Regions from separate parts of the Mus musculus genome. Here all the other regions are linked to region 4. A link is a loop called in an ENCODE intact Hi-C map of the cell type or tissue named here. Cell type or tissue: left cerebral cortex. All regions are shown on one strand. Region 1 has its middle 53 kb from the start of Nyx. Region 2 overlaps Cask (calcium/calmodulin-dependent serine protein kinase (MAGUK family)). Region 3 holds the start of Ddx3x (DEAD box helicase 3, X-linked). Region 4 has its middle 18 kb from the start of 2010308F09Rik. Region 5 overlaps Gm34661 (a long non-coding RNA gene).

Region 1 (5,000 bases), 280 kb after region 4:
ATCTGCCTGAGTTGAAGCATTTCCTTGAGTAGGAAGCTGTGAGCTGGGGAAACACTGTCATTCTTGCTAAGGGTGGGACATCCCCTGAAAAGTGGTCCCTTGCTTCTGGTGCTTTTGGCAGAGGTTATGGAATTCAAAGGAGTTGGGTCCTGGCTGGAGGAAGTGGCCTGCTCTGGGGGTGAGGCTTGGGGGTTATATACTGCCCCCCCCCTGCTTTCTGATTGCCAAAGTTGTATGGCTAGCTGTCTTAAACTCTTGCCACACCTTTCTTCCCTTACACTGCCTCTTGCCGTGTATATGGTCAAAGCAATGAGAAAAAGAACTAATATGGTACTAAACACTTCAAGAGCAAACATCATCTCTTCTGCTTTCACCCCAAACCTTTTTCTCCTGTCTTCCCCTTTACAAACAAATACCCACCCCTCTTTGCAATGAAGACAAGTAATTGAGAAGATCTGAAGGTGGAAGTGCCATCAAGGGTGACTAAACTGTTGGGATAAGAAGCTACAACCTATATTCACAATGGATGCCTAGCAACATAGGGCTATAGAAATTTGCTACAAGTGTGCATGCAACTTTTTTGTTTTGTTTTGTTTTGTTTTGTTTTTTCCCCGAGACAAGGTTTCTCTGTATAGCCCTGGCTGTCCTGGAACTCAGTCTGTACACCAGGCTGGCCTCGAACTCAGAAATCCACCTGCCTCTGCCTCCCAAGTGCTGGGATTAAAGGCGTGCACCACCACTGCCCGGCTAACTTTTTTGTTTTCTAAGTATTCATTTACCTATCTTCTTTTGTGTATGCACGAGTATATGTGTGTATATGTTCATATGTGTACACACTTGTGGCACTACATGTACTTGTGCATCGAGGCCAGAAGTCAATGTCCTCACTTTACTTATTTATTTATTTATTTATTTATTTATTTATTTATTTATTTATTAAGACAAAGTCTTCTACTGAACCTGGAGCTTGCCAAGTAGCTGAGCTGGTGAGCAAGTGAGTGCTCACTCCCAGAATTTATCCGTTTCTGCCTCCTCCTTATGTGAATTTCCAGTAGAATGTCATCATGCCTGGCCTCGTATGTGAGGTGCTGTGGATCTGAATTCAGGTCACCTTGCTCATGTGCCAAGTGCTTTACCCGCTGAGCTCAAAAAAGTTCCCAGGGCCCCTTGCAACTTTTGGGTAAAATTTTGAGTATTTTATGTATTTATTTCTCTAATTTTGGCATTATAGTACAATTGCATCATGCCTCCCTTCCCTTCCTCCCTCCAAACTCTCCCATATACCCTTTCCTCCTGTCTTTCAAATCCATGGCCTCTTTTTGTATTAGTTGTTTATATATATTATTATATTGTTATACATATTATATATACAAAGTTGACTACTTGGTATTAGATAAGTGATTGGTGTGCCCTTCCCTGGAGAAGACTATTTTTTCACTCTGAACATTCTTCAGTTGCCTGTAGTTCTTTGTGTGGGATTGAAGCGTCATGGACTTTTCTTCATCCAATTTGGCATGGTTATTGGTATTATCCTTGTTCAGCTCATAATTGGGCAGTCATGTTGGTGAGACTTTATGTGTGTAGCTTCTGAAATTATTAAGAGACAGAATCTCACCAGAAACTCTCTGATCCTCTGGTTCTTACAATCTTTCTGTCTCTTCTTCCACAACGTTCCCTGAGCCTTAGGTGCACAAGTTGTTTTGAAGATATATCAGTTGGGACTGGGCTCCAGTCATTTTGCTTGGTTGTGGTTTTTAGGGAATGCTCTCTGTCCTTTGTAAAGAGAAGTTTCAAATTTATTAGGTGTCTAATATGCACAAAGCCCTGGGTTCTATCCTCAGCATTATAGGGAAAAAGTTTTAGGGGAGCTTAAAGAACCGAGGGTAGACCAGATGTTCCATAGTGAAGGAAAACAAACCAAACAGCTCCAAGTGTTTTGTTGGATCCCTCCAGTGAAGCCCCAAGGCCACTGCAGTCAGGTGGAGTCAGAGCCTGTCACCTCTGTCTGACAGCTGCAAGCCTCTACTGCCACCTTGAGCATAAAGCTCACGGGCTTCTTTATTCTGAGTTCAGGTGCCCCACAGGGGCAGAAGCTATGGGTCACAGACCCTGTCTGTTGTTTACTGCCAGGGAAGTAAAGAACAGATCTCATGGCTTCCACTTTGGAAAGATTTGTTTACAGGGTTGGAAGGTGTTGAAAAGATTCCAGGTCTGTTCTAGGGCTTCTCTTTCCAGCTGGGTTCCCAACCCCACCCCCTGCTGCTGAGGACTGAAACGGGGGCCTTAAGTCTGGTTTTGGTTCTTTTTTGTTTTTGACAAATCCATTTGAATTCTCTTTTTCCTTTTGGCACAGGATCTAGTGTAGCCCAACCTGGCCCTGAGTTCTCTATGCCTTGGACTATTGATTTTCCTTTCTCAGCCTGGGGTGCGTGGTGGTGCCTGGCTTCTATTTTAATTCTTAAGATCCTAAATTCAAAGTTGAGTTAATTAACCCTTTCCTCTATGATCTGTGCTTTTGTATTGTTTGACCTCAGCTTGGAAGTTATAACCTCTTAATTTTGCTTTCATGATTACGTAATGAGTCTGTTTTTTAAAAAAGAGTCTACGAATAAGAGTCTGTTTTTAAAAAAAATATCTTTTTTTCCTCAGCTCCATCTCTCTACAGGAAATACCATGCTGGGAATGAAAATAGTCCACCCTAAGATCCAGGGTGCCAGGAAAATGAGTATCTCCCTGTCTGGGAACCTGCGCCCACAGCTAAATCTAAATATTCATATTTTCTGTTTTTTTTCTTCATCTTTTCTATAAATTGTAACATTGCTATACGGGCAAAGCAGAGGCAGATGGAGGAATTCTGTCTCCCCAGTTTTGGCTAAATTAATTTTACACACACACACACACACACACACACAGAGAGAGAGACAGACACAGCTCCGTTAAATCAGGCTAGTGTTTGAATTCTGAACCAGGCATTATGTCTTAGAATTCTGGGAAATACTTGCTCTTAACTAGCATCTTTGACATACAAAAATTATTAAATTCCTGACCTTGACAATGTAAAGCATAAGCCGAGTTAATGCTATCTCCTTCCCCACTTCTGTGTTAGCATTATAAAGTATTTAATTGTATATAGAGTGAAAAGTCAAACAAGATACAATTGATATTAGTATGTAAATGTATTCATTTACTTTTCTACTTTCTCTTCACAGTTCTAGTTAGTTTTAAAATATTTCGAGGACAACTTTCAGGAGTCAGCTCTTTCCTTTTACTATGGGAGTTCTAGGGATTGAACTCATGTCGCTAGGCTTGAGGGCAAGCCCTTTACTTGCTGAGCCATCGTGCTAGTACCTCAGACCAACCAAATTATCTGAAGAAACTATTTGAAGCCTAGGGTGATGTGACTTCTCTTCACCGAGGAATGAAATTCTCTTCTGTGAAAGCACCTTAAGCATGGGCTCATCTGAACCAAATGTCAGGGCTGGAGCAGATGTGAAGAGAACACGGACCTACTTCAGCTTCATTTGTATCCAACAACAACCTTTTTGTGGAAGAGGCAAGTGCCCCTGGAGGAGAACTCTTCCAAGTTTCCTCCCTGCCCTTGGCATCATCCTGGCCCCAGTTCAATCAATCCTTCCCTCCATTGTTCATTTCTCTTTGTGTTTGTGCATGCATGAGTGCATTTATTCATGTGTGATGTGCACCTGCATGTGTGAGTTCCTATGTAGGTATGTGTTCTTGAGCATGTGGAGGACGGAGCTTGACGTGTCCTCTCTGATTGCTTTTCTCATGTTTTAAAAAGATGGTCCGTTAGTGAATCTGGAGCTCATCAATTGTGCTAGACTGGCTGGCCAGTGTGCTCTGGGGATCCTTCTGTCCCCACCATCACCACAGTTCTGGGATTACAGGCCTGTGTCGTGCTGCTGTCTCTGGCTCATTTACTTGGGTGCTAGGGACCTGGGCTGAGGTCCTCAGGCTTATGTAGACTATGAAACAGCTCTTCTTTAGCTGCTAAGGATATTTGTCTTATGCTTTGACTAGATCCTTTTCAGATTAGGACTCAGCGTTAGATTTTGTCAAATGATTATTGAGGGTAGCTGCAAAAGTGATCACAGCTGTTGAGTTTGACTTTTTCTAACTGAGATACATGCTATATAAAAGGAAGCATACAGACCCTAGGTATTAGGTTCAGATGTGTCGCCATCATCACGTCTGTTAGCACCACCCTAAAAGAGAGTGAACATTTGTATTATTCAAGCTCATTCTAGGGCAAATTCTGTGAAAACTGTTAATTTGTGGTGAGCCTGCCTTGTGTGGTCTCTGCTTCCCCACCTCCAGCCTCAGTTTATTCCCCCACAATCACAAGCCACTTGTGAGGTCTCAGCAGGCTGTTTTTCTCCATTTTCTTTCAATAGCTCATCAGAATTGAGTTGGCCCCTCTGGGGGTGTATGGCTTTGAGGAGGGGCCACAAGCTTCAGTCATGGTGCCCTCTTCACTAGTCTTCCCAGCTTATATAGCCAGTCTAGCCTCTCCCTGCTGCCACATGCAATTAAGATGCTTGCATAAATAGGTGGTAGAGTGGCTGATACTTAGGTGAGGGGTTGTGACATCCTCCACTCCCTCATGAGTGGGTGCAAATAGTCAACAAGCCCAGCTAATGCAATTCTTTTCCAAGAGGGAACAGCTGAACTCCTCAAGATGGTGGCTGCTTGGCTTGGAGGAGAGTCACTCACAACAGTGTAGTGTGTGTGTGTGTGTGTGTGTATGTGTACACGAGTGGAGGCCAAAGGTCACGCTCAAGCTCCTCAGTAGCTGTTTACTTTCTCTTTTGAGATAGGGTCTCTCACTGAGCCCTGAGGTATTCCAATTCAGCTAGGTTGGGAGGCTAGCCGAGCCCCAGAATTCATGTTTCTGCCTCTCCAGCAGTGGGATTACAAGGCTTTGTCACCATGCCTGGCTTTTTCTATGGGTGCTGGGAATCAGAGCCAGGTTCTCATGCTTG
Region 2 (5,000 bases), 430 kb after region 4:
TTTGGCCAATGGATATGGAGTACAATATGTGACTTATTGATATGACCATGGGAAGAAGCCTGGTGAGGCCAAATGCAACTTAGAGCTTAATAACACTTCAGTAAAGAATGAACAGAGAGCTAGCAAAATAGACAGGCTAAAAGACTGCCTGAGTTCAAATATTTGCTCCATCATTTATAAGTTGCCTCGGACACGTTCTTTCTCTTACAGAGAAAAACATGAGTAATTGCTGGACCTCACTCAGAGTTGTTAAGAGGGCTGAATGATCCTGAGGTACCCAGCAATCAGAAAATATTTGGTAAGTTATCCAAATAGCCAAATACCAGGGGAAAGGCAGAAATACACAGCTGGAAGCTGAGGGTAAACATGAGATCTAGAGAGGTATACAATGAAAGTGACTGTGGGCCAACTCTAGAAGAAACTCACAAAGCGAACTGAATCCTAGCTTCTGGAGATGTAGCAGATAGATTCTGCTTTATGCTAGCCAGGCCATACTCTAAGGCTCAGCAAGCAAAGACTGTGAGGGTATCTGGGCAGATGCCAAAAGATACATTAATATGTATCTGAGCCTTGACTTTTCTGTATAATCTGGATCGCTGAACTAGTCTTCATATTGCAATGGAAAATAGCAACAAGGTCACTTCCCTAGAGTTCTGCCCTCTGCTGTGTTATTTTTGCTTTTGTTCTTTTGGAGGCAGGAACTCTTTACATAGCCCAGGCTGGTGTTCAACATGCTATTCTAGTGACGGAGTCTTCCAAGTTCAGGGATTCTAAGTGAATACCATCATGGCCAGTCTACCCTATTTTCAAATATTGGCCAACTGCAAGTTTCTAGATCAAAGTTCTTCATGCCTTCTGCTAATCCTGCTGGCATAGACTTTACAAAGAGTCATTTAATAGCAGTTCCTTTCTCTGTTTCCTTCCTGCCTCTTACTGCTGTCCTCCAAATGAGATGTTCTTAGCACCCCGGACACTCCCTCCTGCTGTTTTTCTTTCCTGTACTCAGTAGCACCTTTCTCTTCCCCAGTTCAGTTTTGTCTCTGTGTCCCTACTTTCTCTTTTAAGACCCTTTTCTCATAACTGCATGCGCTCTTCTTTTCCACACCCCCTCTCCATCTGTCAGAAGCAGAAATGCTCATCTGTATGGGGAAATTCAGTCTGTACTCAGAAGAAAAACACCGTTTCCTCTATATTTTTAAGCGAAGACATTGAGCTGGCTGCAAAGGGAACTGACAGGTTTGCATGCATGCTTATATTCACTTCCCCTTTGTGGCCAGCAAGGCTTGAAAAACACAGGACACATGGGGTCAGATCTTGTGGGTAAAGATTACATGGTTCCAAGTATGTGTGGCAACTAGGAAGAGAAGATAGTCAAGTAGCAAGTGAGTCTCCTGATCCAATGATTGGATATTTATGACCCTCATAATAGTGAAACCTTGAGTGATGGGTACAGCCTAGAGGCGTGGGGGCTGCTCCCTTAACCTTCTGAAAGGACCATTTTTCTACATCCTTTCAGGCTGTGGTACTATAGATGTTAGTGACAATACCTAGCTCTAAGGAGCAAATAAACTTCTAGAGCTAGCAGGATTAGGCTTTTCTTCTAGCTTTCTTGCCAAGCTAGATTGCTGTTCTAGAAGCACAGAAAGAGATATTCATAGATGAAAATTACAAAGGGCCAGCTTTGTGATACATTTGGTATGAGAAGGAACCAAAGCAGTTCCACACTTCCAGCACTTGGACATGTGAGGTCTCTTTGCAAAGCATAATTCTCTTTCCTTTGAGGAATGTTGCTGAGGAAACAGTGGACTCTAAGCTACACATACCTTATTAATCCCTAGGGAGAGAGCCATTTTACTGCACTAAAGGGAAAAAAATATAAAAGCCTAGTCAGGTCATCAAAAGTGAAAGCATATTCAAAGAAATGTGGTAGATGAAAATGAAAACAGTATGTTCTTGCCAGCTCTTTTGTTTGTGAGGAGGGATGAGGGAGTTGTGTACTCATGTGAGAGATCCATGCAGGATGGAAGGTGGTGACTGAAGCTTTAGTGACAAAGCACACGTTCTCGGGGATAAAACCCTGGATGTGCCCCTGATGTAGAGAGCTAAGCTGCGAGGCACTTCGAGGAGGAAGTATCGGCATAGTTGGCCTGCTACTGGAAGAAGGGAGGACAGTGGAGGAGAAAGGGCATCGCTTCTAGTACTTTCTTCAGAGGATAAAATGTACTATAAAATACATTTGTTAACTATTTTCATTATAAGCCCTTTAGCATTACTTGACTTTTCAAACTGTATCCATTAGCTGCTATAATTTTATTTTAGAAGTTAAATCCCACAAGGTGACCACAAAATTGTCCCATGCTAAAATGTTAGACTGTTTTTTTTTTCTTTTTCCTTTTTCTCATTTCAGTGGGTGTAGGATCTCACTATGTGGCTTGGGTTGTCCTAGAAGCCAGGCTAGCTTCACATAGATCCATCTGTCTCCCGAGTGCAGGGAATAAAGGTGTGCCCCACCACACTCAGCTTGCCAGACTTTCTTTTAACCTCCAGGATAATTAGAGTCATGAATATTTCACAAACGTGACTCATGATAATCATTAAAACAAAATAAGACAAAGCCAAGCCTTAAATGATTTATCCTATTCATGGCTGATGAGTGGCACTGGGCTTTCATCTTGAGAGAATTTGTTGTTTTAAAATTATTTTCACTTTATCACTTTTAAAGTGGTTTTCATGCACTAGAAAAAGTAAATTTATAGATTTCTTAGAGCTTAAAAGGACAAAACCCTCAATATTAAAAAAAAAAATTTCCCCTAGCCTGTACTGCAGTCATTTCCAGCTGGAAACTAAGCAAATTATTTAAAAAAAAAAAAAAAAAAAAAGAACTGTGTTGCGGTGATATACTGCCCTCTGCTGGCCAGAGCTCTAAAGAAGCAAGCACTTTACAGAGCTGTTCCATGTTAAAATGTAACAAAGCTTTTCTTTCCAATTGTTTTCTACTAGGTATTTCAGGTTGGTTTTTCCTAAAATAAAGGCAACAAGAAAATATTAGAAACAGCCAGGTATGTATACTTGTCTAGAGTGACTGATTTCAACTCTAAATTATTTCCACATATCAAAAGGTTGCATCAAGATGCAAGTGCCAATGGATGAGACTCCTAATTTAATAGGAATTATCAGTGACTGCTAAAATCCACTGTGTAAAAGGGTAACATTAAATTTAGGATCTCAAAATATAAGCTTCAGATTACATAAAAAGTTGACATAAGTAAAAGCTATTTTTGGTCAAAGGAGATATGAGATACTTGGTCACCTTATCAGAAGCATCAACGCCCAAACAGCTTTTTGTACGGGTACCTTGTCTTTTTGTTGTTACTTATCTTATTTACTTAGTTTTTGTTTGTTTTAGTTTTCTTTTCTTTTTTTGAGAGAGACAGAAAGAGACAAAGTTGAGAGGGAGGGGAAGGAGGGAGAGAGAATGTGAATTTGGGTAGGGAGGATTTGGAGGATGGGAAAGGATATGATACAAATATATTATATGAAATGCCTTTTAAAATAAAATAAAAAATAACAGATTCTATGAGTGCTATCTTATCTAATGTGAGTCAGGATAAACAACCTTTAACACTTGGGATCAATTCAAGCCCTAGTTGTGTTACAACACATGATATGCTTGTCCTGTTGAAGAAATAAAAGCATTTATCTCCGATATATCTTAAACCTTCTATGTATGTATGTATGTATATATGTACATAAATATAAAATATAGTTAAGTGGTTGTCATTTATTATCAAATTTTGGTATTTTTTGAGACAGGGTTTTTTTGTGTAGCAGAACAGGCTGGCCTCAAACTCACAGAGATCTCCTTGGGATTAAAGGGGTGTGCCACCATCACCCAAACTCTCTCCTCTCCTCTCCTCTCCTCTCCTCTCCTCTCCTCTCCTCTCCTCTCCTCTCCTCTCCTCTCCTCTCCTCTCTCTCTCCCTTTCCCCCTCCCTCTCTCTCTCCCTCCCTCCCTCCCTCGCTTGCTTGCTTTCTGAGACAAGGTCTCATTATATAGACTTGTTTGACCTGAAACTGTGTAGACCAGGCTGGCCTCAAAGTCAGAGAGATCCATCTGTTCTGCCTCCAGAGTGTTGGGATTAAAGACCTGTGCTGCCATGCCTGGCTGTTATCAATTGTTCTAGCAGTTCACATAAACTGCAGTACTTCAATTTTGGGGGTTCTCAATATGAGCAATTGAATTCAAACACTAACAGGTACAGGAAAGAACACCTCGTGCCCAATTCTCTTTCCCTGGCCATTGATATAACCTCCTCCTTGAGTAAAGACAAAAAGGGACACAAACACAGTCTTAATCTTAAAACAATTTTATCGAGAAATTAAAAAGAAGTGGCTAGAAATAAGATGACCTTGTTCTTGGAAAGAAACATGGAGAATTCTGGGCACTGATACATGATCGTAATCTCTTTGCATTCCCAGTTGCTGTGTTGTGATATGGGCATGTGTTTACTTGTGGTAATTCGTGATAGGTCACATTTCTCCCAGACTCTTGTCAAATGCCTTATTTTCTAAAATGCCTGCTTTTAAGGAAAGAAAATAAGTTTCTTTGTACACTTCAAAGGTAGCACAGGCACGGCAGGCAGTAACACAAGAATTGCTGGCTCATTTACATCTTTACCTTTGGCTTTCAAAGTACCCACAGGGAAGAATGGTTGGTTCTGAAACATGATATGAGCATGCAACTGCACACACATGAACACACGTACACATCCATAAAAAGAGGGGAAAAGCCCCCTGATAGTCCTAAAAACCACTGACTTCTCATTCAGGCCCCCAGGGACCTAAAAGCACAGTGTAAGCCTGGTGTGTCTGCCTTCATTTTGCATCTATCTCTTTTAATCTGGCTCATTAGCTTTGTCTACTTCTTTCAATATGAATCACTCAAGGAGTGTCTATCAAATTATCACTTATTCCATTGTCCTTTGAGGCCAAGGACACAG
Region 3 (5,000 bases), 51 kb after region 4:
CTTGTTGAAGGAAGTGTGTAACTCTGTGTCCATTTGAGGTTTCAAAAGTCAAGCCCAGGGCTGGAGAGATGGCTCAGTGGTTAAGAGCAGTGACTATTCTTCCAAAGGTCCTGAGTTCAAATCCCAGCAACCACATGGTAGCTCACAATCTTCCATAACAAGATCTGACTCCCTCTTCTGAAGTGTCTGAAGACAGCTACAGTGTATTTAAATATAATAAATAAAGAAATAATAAAAAAAGTCAACCCCAGTTCTTTCCCTGCTGCCTTCAGATCATAACATCATAACGCAGAGCTCTCAGCTTCTCCAGCACCATGCCTGCCTCTGCGCCGCCATGCTGCCTACCATGATGATAATGGATTAAGCCTCTGAAACTTTAAGCCAGCCCCAATTAAATGCATTCTTTTATAAAAGTTGCCGTGGTCATAGTGTTTCTTCACAGCAATAGAACACTAAGAAAGCTACTTACAGTAAAAGATGTAAATTGCTCCTTAATAGACCAGTCATTGGGGGGGGGGGGAGGTTTAGCTGCTCTAAGCCTGCACACTATTCCTTTTCAGAGTGAATACGTTGGAAGACGAATCTTTTTTGTTTTTCCATTTTTTTGTACATTTAAAAAAGATTTTTTAAAATTTATTTATGTGTGTACGTATGTTTATGTCTACAGGTGCCTATGGAGGCCAAAACGGTATCAGATCCCCTGGCGCCAGTTACAGGAGGTTGTAAACAGCCTGAGGTGGGTGCTGGAAATGTAACTTGGGTCCTTTGAAAGAACAGTGCATGGCTTTTAACCACTAAGCCATTTTTCCAACACTGAATTTCCTGTACGTTTGGTATTTCAACAATAACTTATTAACAAAACACCCTAGTCATTTGAATTAAGTATACGAAGCAGGGCTAATTGAAAATAGGAACCTGCTGCATATTTGATGGGGGCAGGGATTCCCCCTGACAGTGCCCTGTGGATATAGTCTACATAAGTAAAACAGCCCAGAAGCAGGTTGTCAGTTAACCTCCCCGTGGCAAGCAATTGGAGTGATGCTCAGAATCTCCAGCTCTTGAACAACAGACTCCTATTTGTCTAGATTTATGTGAAAAGGAATCTAAAACAAAACTAAAAACATATCTCACTACTGTGCTTTGTGAATCCTCAAATCTCATAGCAGAAAGGAACCCATCTTAGTTTCTTTGGATTTGCTGCGACAAAACACCATGGTCAAAGCAACGTATAAAATAAAGCATTCAGTTGGGTTTATGCTTTCAGAGGCTTAGAATATATGATGGCAGGACAGCTGAGAGCTCACATCTTGAACCACTAGCAGAAGGTGGGGACACACACACACACACACACAAAGAGGACTGGGATCCAGGAGTCTTTTGAGACTTCAAAACTCACTTCCAGTGACACACCTCCTTCAACAAGGCCATACGTCCTAATTCTCCCTAGACAGTTCTAGCAACTCAGGACCAAGTATTCAAACCTGAATGGGGGAGTGGGAGGGTGTGTGTCTGTGTGCGCGCGCTCGCGCGGGCGCACGCGCCTGCTTGTGCGCAAGCGCGCATGCATACGTGCGCTGGCTCATTCTTCAAACCACCACAGGACGATAGGAATCCTTGGGTCTAATGGTTTTCAAAGGGGCACTATGGAAATATGTGCATCTGAGGGTGCTAATACTGCTGAGGACTACTGGTATGTGGTCAACAGAGCCAGGCGTGCTAGATCAATTCCATATATGAGAGAATTGGTCCACTGGATACCCATGTAGACACAAAACCACATCATCATCTAGGTTGGCTTCAAATGTAGCTGCCATCATTAACTGAAAAGCAACATTCAATTGTTACACAAAATGAATAGTAAAAACAACAGGGGTTTGAAGTCTAGTGGTCTCTTTTATAGAGGAGGAAAATTGAGAACAAAAGCCGAAAAGCAACTTGCCTAGGGATTGTTTTATTGTTTCCGTATCTCTTTAAAAGTTCAGTTTCAATTTTACAAACTGGAAAAGTAGAAGAGTTTGTACAGTAAACTATGTGATGAGAAGTAATTGTTTGAATTCTGGCAGCAGAAGGCCCCTGGTGGGGGGGTTGGGTTTGGGGTTGAGGTGGGGGGGGTGCTGAGTCCTGTGTTTTATTTGTGAAACTGAGGGTCAGAAAGGAGTATCTTTTAGGTAACTTGTGTGCTGCCATTGCCTAAAAGCTGAGGGCTCAATATATTCTTTTGGTTTTGTTGTTTAAGGGTATGTGTTTTTGAAGCTGAGTCTTGGGGGGTGGTCCGCCTAGAAGCGGGGTCCACCAGAATCGGCCCGTTTGATGACAGACCCCTTTTTCCTCCATATTCTGTCTAGTGGAGAGAGAGGCCTGAGGCAAGTTATCTCGGTCAGGGAGACACAGGTTGTGTCCAGTCACACATTCTCGCCTCCCTGGGGTCCCTTACTGTGCCAACAGCCACAGGCTGGTGCCAGGAATGCCACGCGGAAGGACACAGGGGCCTACAATAAGTGACTCTTTCACAAACGAGAGAGGCTCCGGGTCCCGGGAGGGTCCTGGATTGCCGGCTCTAGATTCGCGTGAGATAGTTTTATTGTTCCTTCAGAGTGGGGCTGTGGGAGTGATGCTATCTATAGGCAACGGCGATCTGAAGCCTACAGCAACCCGCACATCCCCTACAGTCCCTGCTCAGATGGACTCGGGTCACCATGCAGCCTTCCACCTTTCTGCTTCTCATTTCTAGTTCCCTTCCCCCTTTCTCCTCCCCGCCCTCCCGCAGTTTTCCCGTCCCTCCCTCCCATTCCCAGCACTAGTCAAGCGAGTTTCCCTTCTTCACAAGATGGCCACCTTGCTGGACACCCACGGTCACGTGATCCCACTGCCCTCCACGCAGAGCCAGGGCTCATTAGTTAGGCCAGACAAAGCCCACTGCATCATCTCCACGCCCGGGGACGGAGAGGAAGGGACGAGTGCTAGAAAGAAGGACGAAAACTGGGTACACAGGGGAGGAGCAGCCAATCAACCTAGTTTAAAGCTTAGGGCCTTAAGGCTAGAGGACGGTCAGCAATCATTTCTCGCGAGATCTCGAGAAAACAGTAAGATTAGGGGACCGGTGGAGACCAGGGGATAGCAAACCCAGGAGAACCAGAACCACATATACCCAAGGCTTCTTTATGAGCCGACGAGGACGCGGGTAACTGGACTGATTAGGAAATCTCACGGGACTCAGCCGAGCAACGCACCGTAAGCAGGCAGAGCTCCTAACGGCAGTGGCCGGCCGCCCGGGAGAGGAGGGCACACGTCTTACGTGCTGACGTAGCAGTCCTCCGAGTCGGTATATAAGGTCGGTGGCCGCGCGGTGCGCTTCAAAGCCGCAGTTCTCCCGTGAGAGGGCCTTTGCGGTAGAGGCAGCCTTTGCTCAGCAGCGGAAGACTCCGATTTCTCGGTACTCTTCAGGGATGAGTCATGTGGCAGTGGAAAATGCGCTCGGGCTGGACCAGCAGGTGAGCCTGAGCCGCGGGGGTCGCTGCATCACTTTGCCCCCTGCCCTAGCCTGCCTTGTGGCGCAGCTCTTTAAGTTCTGCTTTTTGCCTTCCCGTCTCCCTGGACGGCTCGGGCCGGCGGGTGGCCAGTGGCTAGGGGCTCTGGAGGGACTGGATGCTTGCGGGGGGAGTGCTAGAGCCGGTGATTCCTCCGGCTCGGCTCGGTGCGCGGTATTGTCCCTGGCCCGAGCACAATGGCGGCTTTTGTGTCTGTGCGCAGGCGAGCGGAGGGGGAGGGGGCGCGCGCATTCGGGCGCACGCGCGTCCCCTGGTTGATTAGTGACCCGCAGGTGGGGATCGGGGCGGTCGGGGGGGGGAGATTGCCCCGCGTGGCGTGGCGGGGCCCGGGTGGATGGTTTTGGCCCCGGATTTCCGGGGCTTTGGGCTTCCATGGCCCCAGTGGCTGTGGTTTGGAAATTAGGGAGCTGGCGGCGGCGCGCGGGCTGGCCGAGTGGCCCCGCGGCGCTGGAATGTGGGAGGGGGCGCCGCGGGAGGGGGGCTGGCCTCTGCGCGGGCTAATGGCGGCGGCCTCCTTTGTGTGGCGCAGGCCGGCGGTGCTGCGCGGTCGCCCCCCCACCCCCATCCCCATCCCCCCGGGTCTGCCCGCCAGCGGGTTCGCCTGCAAGCCAGCTGGGTTGCTTCGGCCCCGCCGGCCCGGTGCGTCGCGGCAGGGGAGGCCGCGGTTCCCGAGTGGAAAGTTTTGTGACGCAGAAATTTCAGGGCGGATTGGGCGGGGGGAGGAGGGGGAGGGAGGCCAGGGCCGCTGCGTGCGCACTTGCGCCGGGCTTGGCGGTGACGCGAGCCACCCGGCGCGGCCCTTGCTCAGCCTTAGGCTCCAGGAAACGACCGCGCGGCCCGAGCCGGGCACGCCCGCCCTTTACCTGGGCGCAAGGGAGGACCACGCGCCTTGCGAGTGATGGCCCACTCTGGGATCCTCTAGAGGCAAAATGCCCAGAATATGGCAACAGATAACTTGTTGCTGCCATCGAAGTAAAATTGGGAGATTGGTCAGGCCTGGTTTCTGATTACTTAATCGAGACTCCATTTCTAGATTTAGAGGCCAAGGAGATGAGGGTCTGGTGCCTTCTGCCTGACCTATGACCTGCTACAGTAAATCTTCCATGTTGTGACACATTGTAACTTAAGGGACACTGGTAACATTTTCCATTCTAAATGATACTTATACTAAAATGATACTATTGTTGAACTATATTGGAAATTATATTTCCAAGAGCCTTTCATAAGTTGGTAGTGGATTTAACTTCGAAAGCTTAGGAATTCGGAGTGGTTCAAGTTTGTAATGAGTACCAACAGTGCATTTGGCAACTTTGTTGCTTCGATTAATGTCAAATGATTAAAAAAAAAAACCTACGTAGACTAGAGAGATGGCTCATCCGTTAAGAGGACTGGGTTCAATTCCCAGCACCCACGTGGCAGGTCATGCCTGTGTAACTCCAGTTCCAGGAGATC
Region 4 (5,000 bases):
GCGTCTGAAGACAACTAGAGTGTACTTATGTATAATAATAAAGAAATCTTAAAAAAAAAAATATTCCAAGAGAAAGATCCTTTCTGATGTCTTAACTTGACATCGGCACAGGTGTTCACTGGTGCCACCCCTTGGGCTGACCAGACATTTGCCCATGTGTCCCCAGGACAAGTCACATAACAGCCCCTGACTTAGGATGTTTGGAAATTTGCATTTGGAGAAGGTTCCTGCCATTTCTAGGACACTTTTTAAAAAAAAGATCAAATATCTGCTTTCTTGCAGAGGGCTGTGCTGTTGGGTAGACTGCCTGTACTTCCAGCCCCCAGTGACGATCTGGACACTGAGTAATGAGCTCTGGCAGACAATGTGGCTCATGTATCATCACAATTTATTACTGGGAAAATTAAGCACGCCCTGCTTTGAGACTTATTAAAAAATTTAAAAGGCCAAATTTTCCAGCCTTGCATTCCATCTTTAGTGAAAGGCAGGTGTTGTCACCTGCTTCATTCATTGGTTACAAAGGAGGACTGGAGATAGGGCTCAGTGGTAGAGCACTTGCCTATCATGCACCAAGTCCAGGGTTCAATTCCCAGTGCTGCCAATAAATAAATAATTGTCGGACTTTCCTGCATGTTCAGCTCTGATTGCTATATGGTCTTCCTGCCATGGCAACAGGAAGCCCTTCCTGCCAGCTAAACAAATGACCCCAAATTCAGGAGCAAATCCACCTGACAAATGCCAACGACTTTGATGGGACTTCTGCAGAAATCCTGAGCCAAGGACTACTGCCACCAATACACCTGGGTGGGTGGGCGGCCAAAGACAACTGCTAATATGCCTGTCCTGACTGCCTCTGCCTCCCAAGTGCTGAGGTTAAAGGCATGTGCAACTATGCCTGGCTTGTTTGTGGTTTTTTCGAATGGGCCTTGTAGTCCAACTTGGCAGGCTGGACTCAAGCTCTCAATTCCCCTGCCTCCACTTGCTTCCTCAAAGACAGTCTGGGAACTCTTTTTTTTTTTTTAAGATTTATTTATTTATTATATGTAAGTACACTGTAGCTGTCCTCAGATACTCCAGAAGAGGGCATCAAATTTCGTTACAGATGGTTGTGAGCCACCATGTGGTTGCTGGGATTTGAACTCGGGACCTTTGGAAGAACAGTCGGCGCTCTTAACCACTGAGCCATCTCGCCAGCCCCAGTCTGGGAACTCTTATGAGAACATTGTTTGTTTGTGGCCCAGTAAAGCCTCATTTAAAGCTGGATGTGTGGTGAACATTATAATTCCAGAACTCAGAAGACTAGAAGGCAGGAGGATTGCCGTTAGTTCAAGGCAGGCCTGGGCTGCATTAATTAACCTAAGACCCTGTCTCCAAAAAAAAAAAAAAAAGTTGACTTTAATCCCAGCACTCGGGAGGCAGAGGCAGGCAAATCTCTGAGTTCAAGGCCCGCCTGGTCTACAGAGTGAGTTCCAAGACAGCCAGGGCTACACACAGAAACCCTGTCTGGAAAACAAAACAAAACAAAACAAAACAAATAAAAAAATAGAAAAGAAAAACAAGAAAAAAACAAAACAAAACAACAACAACAAAACCAAAAAAAAAAAAAAAAAGTTGAGCCAGGCATGTTGTACAGGCCTTTAAGGGACATTATTATGTTTGTTTTTTCCTGGAGCTGAGGGCTGAACCCAGAGCCTTGGGCTTGCTAGGGAAGTACTCTACCACTGAGCTAAATCTCCACTGTTTTCTTAAAAGCAAATTAAACGGAAACAGGCTGAGTATATAGTTTGAGTAGCAGGTTGACTACGTAGTTAAAAAAAAAAAAAGATTTATATAAGTACACTGTAGTTGTCTTTAGACACACCAGAAGAGAGGGTCAGATCTCATTATGGATGGTTGTGAGCCACCATGTGGTTGCTGGGATTTGAACTCAGGACCTTCGGAAGAGCAGCCAGTGCTCTTACTTGTTGAGCCATTTCACTGACTACATAGTTTTAAATGGTCTCAAAGCACTTTTTTGTTTTGTTTTGTTTGTTTTTGTTTTGTTTTGTTTTGTTTTGTTTTACGAGACAGGGTTTCTCTGTGTAGCCCTGGCTGTCCTGGAACTCACTCTGTAGACCAGGCTGGCCTCGAACTCAGAGATCTGCCTGCCTCTGCCTCCTGAGTGCTGGGATTAAAGGCATGTGCCACCATGCCCGGCTCAAAGCACATTATTAACTTGGTTCAATGTCTAGCAAAAGTGCAGTTTCTGAGGACCAGAGGGATTTTCAGAACAAGCTGTTGTCTTCGTGTTTCTATTGCTGTGAAGAAAACATTATGACCAAAAAACAAGTTTGAGAAGAAAGGGTTCATGTGGCTTACGCTTCCAGATCACAGTCCATCATGAAGGAAGTCAGGACAGGGACTCAAGCAGGGCAGGAACCTTGGAGGCAGGAGCTGATGCAGAGGTCATGGAGGGATGCTGCTTACTGGCTTGCTTCCCATGCCTTGTTTAGCTTGCTTTCTTATAAAACCCAGGACCACCATGGGCTGAGCTGTTCCCCCATTATCACTAATTGAGAAAATGCCTCACAGCTGGATCTCGTGAAGGCATTTCCTCAAGGGAGGCTCCTTCCTCTCTGATGACTCTAGCTTGTGTCAAGTTGACACACACACACACACACACACACACACACACACACACACACAAAACCAGCCAGTATAGCTGTTTCCACAAAAGACTGAAAAAAAAAAAAGAAAAGAAAACCCCCACCCAAGTCTAGTTTAGTGGACCAGTGAGCTGATCTGGCTTACTTAGAGGCATATGGGGCAGGGGTTATTTTTGGGAGCAGGGGTGACTCCAAAGCAGCTGTATCACCCAAAACATGAAAACTGCATCTTGAAGCTTCCTTGGCGACTGGCAAGCAGCTTAGCTGGCTGGACAGGGTGCTCCCCCAGAAATTATTACTACCTGTATAACCTGTGGGGCCTTGTGGACCCTTTAATTTTCAGTCCTGTAGGGGGCAGTGTGTGTGTGTGTGTGTGTATGGGGGAAGTTCAGATATCTTGGAATGCCATGGAACTAGGGAAAAGAGTGGATTATAGGTACAGGCATTAATGGACGCTCTCTGCCCATCCTGGTTTGTGCTTCTGTTTGTTTGTTTGAGACAGGATCTCACTTTGTAACACAGGCTGGTCTGCAGCTTACTATGTAAACTAGCTCAAGCTCACAGCAATCCTCCAGCCTCAGCCTCCCAAGTGTTGGGATTCCAGGTGTGCATCGCCCTGCTCAGATTATGGTCTCTTTCTGGAGCAAGGCCTCTGCGTCATAGACAGGCTTCACTTTGTGAAAATTCAGCTATGCATGTACGATGTATATTCCATGGCTCTCACATCTACATTAAAGTTAAAAAAAAAAAAAAACCAACAACACAGAGGGCTAAGGCTGTAGCTCAGCGGTAGAACATCTAGCATGTACAGGGTCCTAAATTCCATTTCCAGCAGCACAGAAAAACCCTCCCCCTTCAAGCCCACAGCAACAAAACAAAGTAGAGCACAATTCACGCAAAGTGACAATATCCATTTTTCAGGTACACAAACGAAGAGTCAGATATAAATCCACCCTCCATAGCCCTGAGCACTGCATCATTTGTTAGCAGGCACTTCCAAGGGCAACTACGGTATTAGGCGGCTTATATTGTGTCCTTTCCTTTCTTTTCAGGTAAACCGTCATGGCGCAAACTGAGCATGCTCAGAGTCATTCCTGTCTATCTCTTTAAATTTTTTCAAACATGCGGTCACAACCTTACACGGAGTATGCCTAAACGTGTATTTCTTAACTGAGCATGCTCAGAAATGGCCTCCGTCATTGAGCATGCTCAGAGGTGTACTCCCCAACTGGGCATGCTCGGAATTGTGCTCCTTGCTCTTGCATATTTATTATAGGCCAGCCCCTACATGAATATGTATAGACTCCTTGAACGTGGTCCTCACGCTTCCTTTGTTCCTGGGGACCTCGCTTTTCAGTAACTCCCCTCCCTCGACTCTCCTTGCCTGCAGCGAGTAACAAACCTTCTCCCATCTTTCAGGCTGAGCTTGTTTGGGCTTTGTTCTTACCACGACGGGATCTGAGTCCATGGCCTCTAGTTACAGGTTAAACCCGTTGAAGATTGAAAATAATTTGGGGGAAAAAAGATTTCATCTCTGCTGAACATGTGGAGAGATTTTATTCCTCCCTGAACAGCTGTCCACGTTTGCACTCACCATGCCTTCTTTGCATATTTTTAGAAAAAGTATAGGGAAGGATAGTCACAAGTTATTAGCAAATACCATGCTATTCTCCTTTATTTAATTGCCTATTTATTTAAAGTCAGGGCTTCATGTGTCCCTGGCTGGCCTTGAACAGCCGAGCCTCCTGTGTCCGGTTCAAAGTGTGGCAGTTACAGAGATGCGCACTCAGACTCAGTTTCTTACACCATTTCCTTTGAAAGGCGCCAGCACCTGTGGACCTTGGATCTTTGTGGACCCGGTGCCTCAGTGCGTCATATGGCTTGCCTGTGACATCTAAGGGATAGGACAGGTCACGAAAGGGTTTACCTATCACGGGGGAGGTCCTGGGTTTAATCCCAGCGCCTCAGAACAATCACCACCAAGTTGGGTTGGGGGTGTAGCTCAGTGGGTAAAGTGCTTGGCACCACGCTAATCCTCAGCCCTCCAAATAAACACCTGTGGGGAGAAAGGATCTCAGTGGACAGGGATTACAGTGAATAAAAGAGAGGGGGGTGGGGGGGGGCACACCTCTAATCTCAGCCCTGGAGAGGTGGAGGGTGCAGGCAGGACAATTAGAATTCAATGTTATTTTCAAAGTAGTGAGTTCAAGGTCAGCCAGGACTCTGTGAGACTGTCTCAAAATAAAGTGAGGACTTTAAGCAGACCATTGCTGCTAATATGTCACATAAGCACAGGAATACTGTTAACTTGAGCTCATCTCTGAACCCAAGCCAAACCAGTTCTACTTGTGATCC
Region 5 (5,000 bases), 120 kb after region 4:
TGTTCCATCCTATAGATGACTGTGAGCATCCACTTCTGTATTTGCCAGGCACTGGCATAGCCTCACATGAGACAGCTATATCAGGGTCCTTTGAGCAAAATCTTGCTGGCATATGCAATAGTGTCTGGGTTTGGTGGCTGATTATGGGATGGATCCCTGGGTGGGGTAGTCTCTGGATGGTCCATCCTTTCGTCTTAGCTCCAAACTTTGTCTCTGTAACTCCTTCCATGGGTATTTTGTTCCCTATTCTAAGGAGGAATGAAGTATCCACATGTTGATCTTCTTTCTTCTTAATTTTCTTGTGTTTTACAAATTGTATCTTGGGTAATCTAAGTTTCTGGGCTAATATTCACTTATCAGTGAGTGCATATCATGTGTGTTCTTTTGTGATTGGGTTACCTCACTAAGTATGATATCCTCCAGATCCATCCATTTGCCCAAGAATTTCATAAATTCATTGTTTTTAATAGCTGAGTAGTACTCCATTGTGTAAATGTATCACATTTTCTGTATCCATTCCTCTGTTGAGGGACATCAGGCTTCTTTCCAGCTTCTGGATATTATAAATAAGGCTGCTATGAACATAGTGGAGCATGTGTCCTTCTTACCGGTTGGGACATCTTCTGGATATATGCCCAAGAGAGAGGTATTGCTGGATCTTCCGGTAATACTATGTCCAATTTTCTGAGGAATGGCCAGACTGACTTCCAGAGTGGTTGTACAAGCTTGCAATCCCACCAGCAATGGAAGAGTGTTCCTCTTTCTCCACATCCACGCCAGCATCTGCTGTCACCTGAGTTTTTGATCTTAGCCATTCTGACTGGTGTGAGGTGGAATCTCAGGGTTGTTTTGATTTGCATTTCCCTGATGATTAAGGATGCTGAACAATTTTTCACGTGCTTCTCAGCTATTCAGTATTCCTCAGTTGAGAATTCTTTGTTTAGCTCTGTACCCCATTTTTAAAAGGGGTTATTTAAATTTTTGGAGTCCAGCTTTTTGAGCTCTTGTATATTTGGATATTAGTCCCCTATCAGATTTAGGATTGGTAAAAATCCTTTCCCAATCTGTTGGTGGCCTTTTTGTCTTAGTGACAGTGTATTTGGCCTTACAGAAGCTTTGCAATTTTATGAGGTCCATTTGACAATTCTTGATCTTACAGCACAAGCCATTGCTGTTCTGTGAGCTAGGGGTGGGGTTTTCCAACAGATGGGGTACCTGGGTGGCAAAGGCTATTCTGCTGGGAAGGAAGGAGCATAGTTAGGCCTGAGCTTCAGGAAGGTTTGTGATGTTACACTTTTTGAGGTCAATTTTTGAGGCTCCCAATGGAGGCCGGAGGCCTGGATGGCTCCTAAGCAAGCCCAGAGCAAATTCACAACATACCTTGAACTTTACTGGAGTTTTCCCTCTGGTTCAAATTCTTTCCTCAAACAAGCTCCATCTTCAGGGAATGGACTGGGGGTGGGGGGTGACGTGTGGCTGGACCCAGTGAATCCACAGAGGTTATAACAATCCTGATCTGCATAAAGATATTCTAAAAAGCAGAGTCAGAGTTAAAGGTGGTAGCTCAAGCCTTTAATCTTAGCAGCTGGGAGGCAGAGGTGGGAGTTCTGTGAGTTTGAGGTCAGCCTGGTCTACAAAGAGAGTTACAGGCCAGCCAGGTCTATACAGTGAACCCCTGCCTCAAAAGAAACAACACCTGCTTTCTTCCCTTTGCCAATTAGACTGTTGAGACAATGGAGCCCAAGACATGGAAACTTCCCCAGGAGTCTCATGCTGGGTGAAGGAAAAAGCTGGGACTTTGGTGCCAGGTAGAGTGGCAGCTTGTCTTCTGGAGATGCTGGAGTGTGCGCCTGCACACACACACACACACACACACACACACACACACACACTCAGGTGGGCGACTCTAATTAAATGCAGTGGCCTGAAACAAACAAACAAAAGTCATGAAAATAGGAGGCGGAGTTCTGGAAAAGAAATGGGTTTAGTGGAGGAAGTGGGAGGTGTGTTTGTGTGAGATATCAAAGTGCATCATATATGTATATGGAATTGGGAATAAAAGACTCTAACCCTCAAGTTAGGACCCTGAAAATGGGCTTGGGAGTTGTTACTGGATCACTGTTCTTAGCAATGTGGTCCCACTAACTAAATCCTTTTGTGTGTTTCACTACTACTTGTTGGTTAAGTTGGCTTATAGAGGACAGGTGCTGAACCTGGCTAGCTCAGGGCTGTAAAGAGCTCAGGCTCTCTCTCAATCTAAAAGTAACGAGAAGCTGAAGTCTTTTTTCACAGTTCCTCAGAACACAGGCAATTTTAGCCCCCCTCAGGAAGTTCTTTGGTTTCTTCCTGCTGAGAACAAAGCTCCCCTCTCCCCACTGGCTCTGGAATTTCTTTGTTCTGGGAAGCCGAGGGGCTGGCTGGAGCTTTCCTGGAGCAGAGCCCCTCCAGCCACTCTCACTGGCTTCTGAGAGAGGGAAGTGGAGAAGCCCGGTGATTCATCTGGCTCTGGGGAAAGCAAAGGGCAGAGGTGAACCTTATTTATTCACAACTGAGAGAGCTGCCCGAGAGACACTCAAGAAAAAGACAGAAAGGCCGAGCAAAATTTAGCAAGGATTTGGGTGGAAGCCCATGAGGAAGCCATTAAGCCATTAGCTTAAAAAAAAAAAAAAAAAGCTTCAATTCCAGAACCACAGATGAAGAAACACCATCTGCCCACCTACCACAATTCCAGGAAGCTAGGGAGGGAGGCCTTTGACCCAGGAGCCTGTAGTGGCTGTCCGGCGGGAACAGTGAATCTGCTGTTCTTCACAGAAAAAAACCAAATGCATACTCCGGTGCGTGAAGTTAGTGCTCACCCTTCTGCTGTTTGTCTGACAAGGAGGCAGGCACACTAGGCAGCTTTACTCAATCTGGTGATGAGCCCAGGGACAAAGAAAAGACCACAGTGGCATTCTGATTTATTCCCAAAGGAACGGGGTTGGGGGGTGGGGGGCAGGGCACAGAAATAAACTGCAGTTTTACAGGTCAAAGACAGTGGAGCTCAAAACAGTGAAGTTTCATTCTGTTTAAAACCAAAATCCAAAAAACTCGGGGCCAGCTGAATCTAGCCGGTAAAAGTGCTCTCCAGATGCTAAGCTTAGGGAACTGAGTTCCATCTTAGGACCCGTCCACATGGTGGAGGGAAAGAACCATCTCCCTGCCATTTATTTTTTGACCTCCACAGGCATGAACACGCGCGCACGTATACGCGTGCGCAGGACACCGAATCAATGAATAAATACAATAAAAATTAAAATAGAACACACTGAAAACGAAAATTGGGGTGTAGCTTAGTAGTGGAGAGCTTGACATCATACCCACCAAAAATATTCGGATGTGGGGCTCAAAGTGATACAGAGACAGGCTGCTGCGAGTAAGGGATGTATTTATTAGAAGAGTTATTAACGCCACGGACAGAAAACAGGAACGGCAAGGATTTGGAGGAGAAGAATCAGGGGCCTATGTGGCAGAAGTGGACCTGTGTGCCTCTTAGGTGGAGAGGCAGGCCAGGCTCTCATTCCCAGGGAGAAGGCAGTGAGGGGGCGGGCGCGCGGGGGGGGGGGCGTAACAGCATGTATAGCCACCAACCGGGCCTTTGATGTAAGCTCACTTGCCCAGGTTAGAAACGCTGGCACCTGGAAGTCTGTGAGCTAGAGGTTTGCAGACACTATCTCAGTGGAGTGCTTGTCTGTGATTGCATGGGGGAGGGCTGCTGCAGGCAATGTGAGCAGCTGCTCAATTCCACTATTCCGTTCTTACACCCAAGACCCTCGGTCCAGTCCCCATCACATCACCGCTATAAAACAAATCCCTCGTCGCAGAAGTGTCTGTAGCATTTTATCTAGGTTCCGCCCGACAGTTACCCGACAATAGCCAGGTGTGCCAGACTCACTATAAAAGGGGATGCTTGTCCCCCTTCTCTCTCTCTCCCTCCCTCTCTCTCACCCCCTCCCTCTCGCCTTCTTGCTCTTACTCCATACCCCCGTCCACGTGCTCATGGCCGACCTCTACTCTACTCCTCTACTCTCTCTGCCCTTCTCTGTCTCTACTACCCTCTCAACTCGCCTCCCCATGCCCTGAATATACTCTATTCTATACTATACTGTCGTTAGTGTGGCTGGTCCCTTAGGGGGAAGGGATGCCTCAGCATGGGCCCGCAGAGGCACCCCCTCCCCCCATACCTGACTGCACATTCACCAGACATATTCCTTTTCTCTTTATTTGTATAAAACACAACAAGGAGAATTACTGATAGTTATCACTGCAGCAGGATGAGACCTTGTCTTGAACAAGACAATGTTACACAAAACAAAACAAAGAAGTAAGACCAACGGAACAAAGAGATGCCCCTCCCCCCCAACTCTGGCTACCGGTGCCTGTGCTTGTTTAACAACTTCCAATCACACCGAAGGCTTAATGTTAGTTTGCAACCAGGATGCCGGGCTTCAACCTAAATTCTAACTCTCAACACAAATCCCCGAGGCATAGTAAAGTAATCACCCTTAATAGAAAGCTACTGGGGGAGAGAGGAGGAGGGGAGAAGGCAATGGGAGAAGGAAAGAGAGATAGGGAGGGGGGAGGGGAAGAGATGGGAGGGGGAACGAGAGAGAGCAAGCGCGCAAGAGCGCCAAGCAGTGACTGCGCAGAGCCACGCCCCAATCTGAATGGTTCCCAGCTCAGATAAGAAACCCCCACAGCTGAAGTCCCATACAGCCCCCTTGGAGAAACGGCCACTTCCTGTTTACTTTACTGCCTTCCAGCTGGGGGCGGGGGGAGCAGTGATGGAAGCCATTGCTTGTAGCTGTAGGGAAGAATCAAAACTGCTGGATCAGGGCTGCAATTGCAGCATTGCATCTCATTACTCTGCCCGCCCCCGGATAAGGCAGAGCTAATACCATAATAATACCAAGGAGGTGCGGGGCCTCGCGGCAGGTGCTGTCATCTAGCTTTGAGTAACCACG

What was found. Peaks named below come from ENCODE experiments on the same cell type or tissue, not always from the same donor. Only the 100,000 strongest peaks of a DNase experiment are listed, where the experiment ranks them.
Region 1: a loop joins it to region 4, with 2.5 times the contacts of the local background. A loop is called at or near these places in 10 of 42 quality-filtered maps.
Region 2: a loop joins it to region 4, with 8 times the contacts of the local background. A loop is called at or near these places in 36 of 42 quality-filtered maps.
Region 3: it touches region 4 in a loop (8-fold over the local background); 22 of 42 quality-filtered maps call a loop at or near these places.
Region 5: a loop joins it to region 4, with 2.1 times the contacts of the local background. A loop is called at or near these places in 13 of 42 quality-filtered maps.

The regions. Positions count from the first base shown.
Region 1 is chrX:13,511,318-13,516,317 of GRCm38, forward strand. No RefSeq gene overlaps it. Among named protein-coding and RNA genes, the nearest start is that of Nyx, 53 kb to the left of the region's middle. In left cerebral cortex, a CTCF peak has its summit at 2,024; DNase peaks (open chromatin) are centred at 2,065, 2,323 and 2,812; H3K27ac peaks cover 737 bases.
Region 2 is chrX:13,654,034-13,659,033 of GRCm38, forward strand. All of the region lies in intron 5 of Cask (calcium/calmodulin-dependent serine protein kinase (MAGUK family)), which reads right to left. It also overlaps a transcript of Gpr82 not described here. Among named protein-coding and RNA genes, the nearest start is that of Gpr82, 4.8 kb to the right of the region's middle. In left cerebral cortex, CTCF peaks have their summits at 1,282 and 2,917 (motif pointing left); DNase peaks (open chromatin) are centred at 1,085, 1,677, 2,011 and 2,908; H3K27ac peaks cover 2,583 bases.
Region 3 is chrX:13,277,667-13,282,666 of GRCm38, forward strand. It overlaps Ddx3x (DEAD box helicase 3, X-linked), which reads left to right and starts at 3,356. Exons shown (of 17, transcript NM_010028.3): 1 at 3,356-3,491. The coding sequence starts at 3,447. In left cerebral cortex, no CTCF peak of the experiment used is centred here; DNase peaks (open chromatin) are centred at 2,533, 2,938, 3,253, 3,756 and 2 more places; H3K4me3 peaks cover 2,820 bases; H3K27ac peaks cover 2,507 bases.
Region 4 is chrX:13,227,004-13,232,003 of GRCm38, forward strand. No RefSeq gene overlaps it. Among named protein-coding and RNA genes, the nearest start is that of 2010308F09Rik, 18 kb to the right of the region's middle. In left cerebral cortex, CTCF peaks have their summits at 2,971 (motif pointing right) and 3,869; DNase peaks (open chromatin) are centred at 3,003, 3,296 and 3,838; H3K4me3 peaks cover 1,236 bases; H3K27ac peaks cover 912 bases.
Region 5 is chrX:13,342,440-13,347,439 of GRCm38, forward strand. It overlaps Gm34661 (a long non-coding RNA gene), which reads right to left. Exons shown (of 3, transcript XR_386903.3): 1 at 4,946-5,000; 2 at 1,381-1,531; 3 at 1,107-1,234. Among named protein-coding and RNA genes, the nearest start is that of Gm34661, 2.8 kb to the right of the region's middle. In left cerebral cortex, no CTCF peak of the experiment used is centred here; DNase peaks (open chromatin) are centred at 2,550, 2,821, 3,267, 3,821 and 2 more places; H3K4me3 peaks cover 1,551 bases; H3K27ac peaks cover 1,482 bases.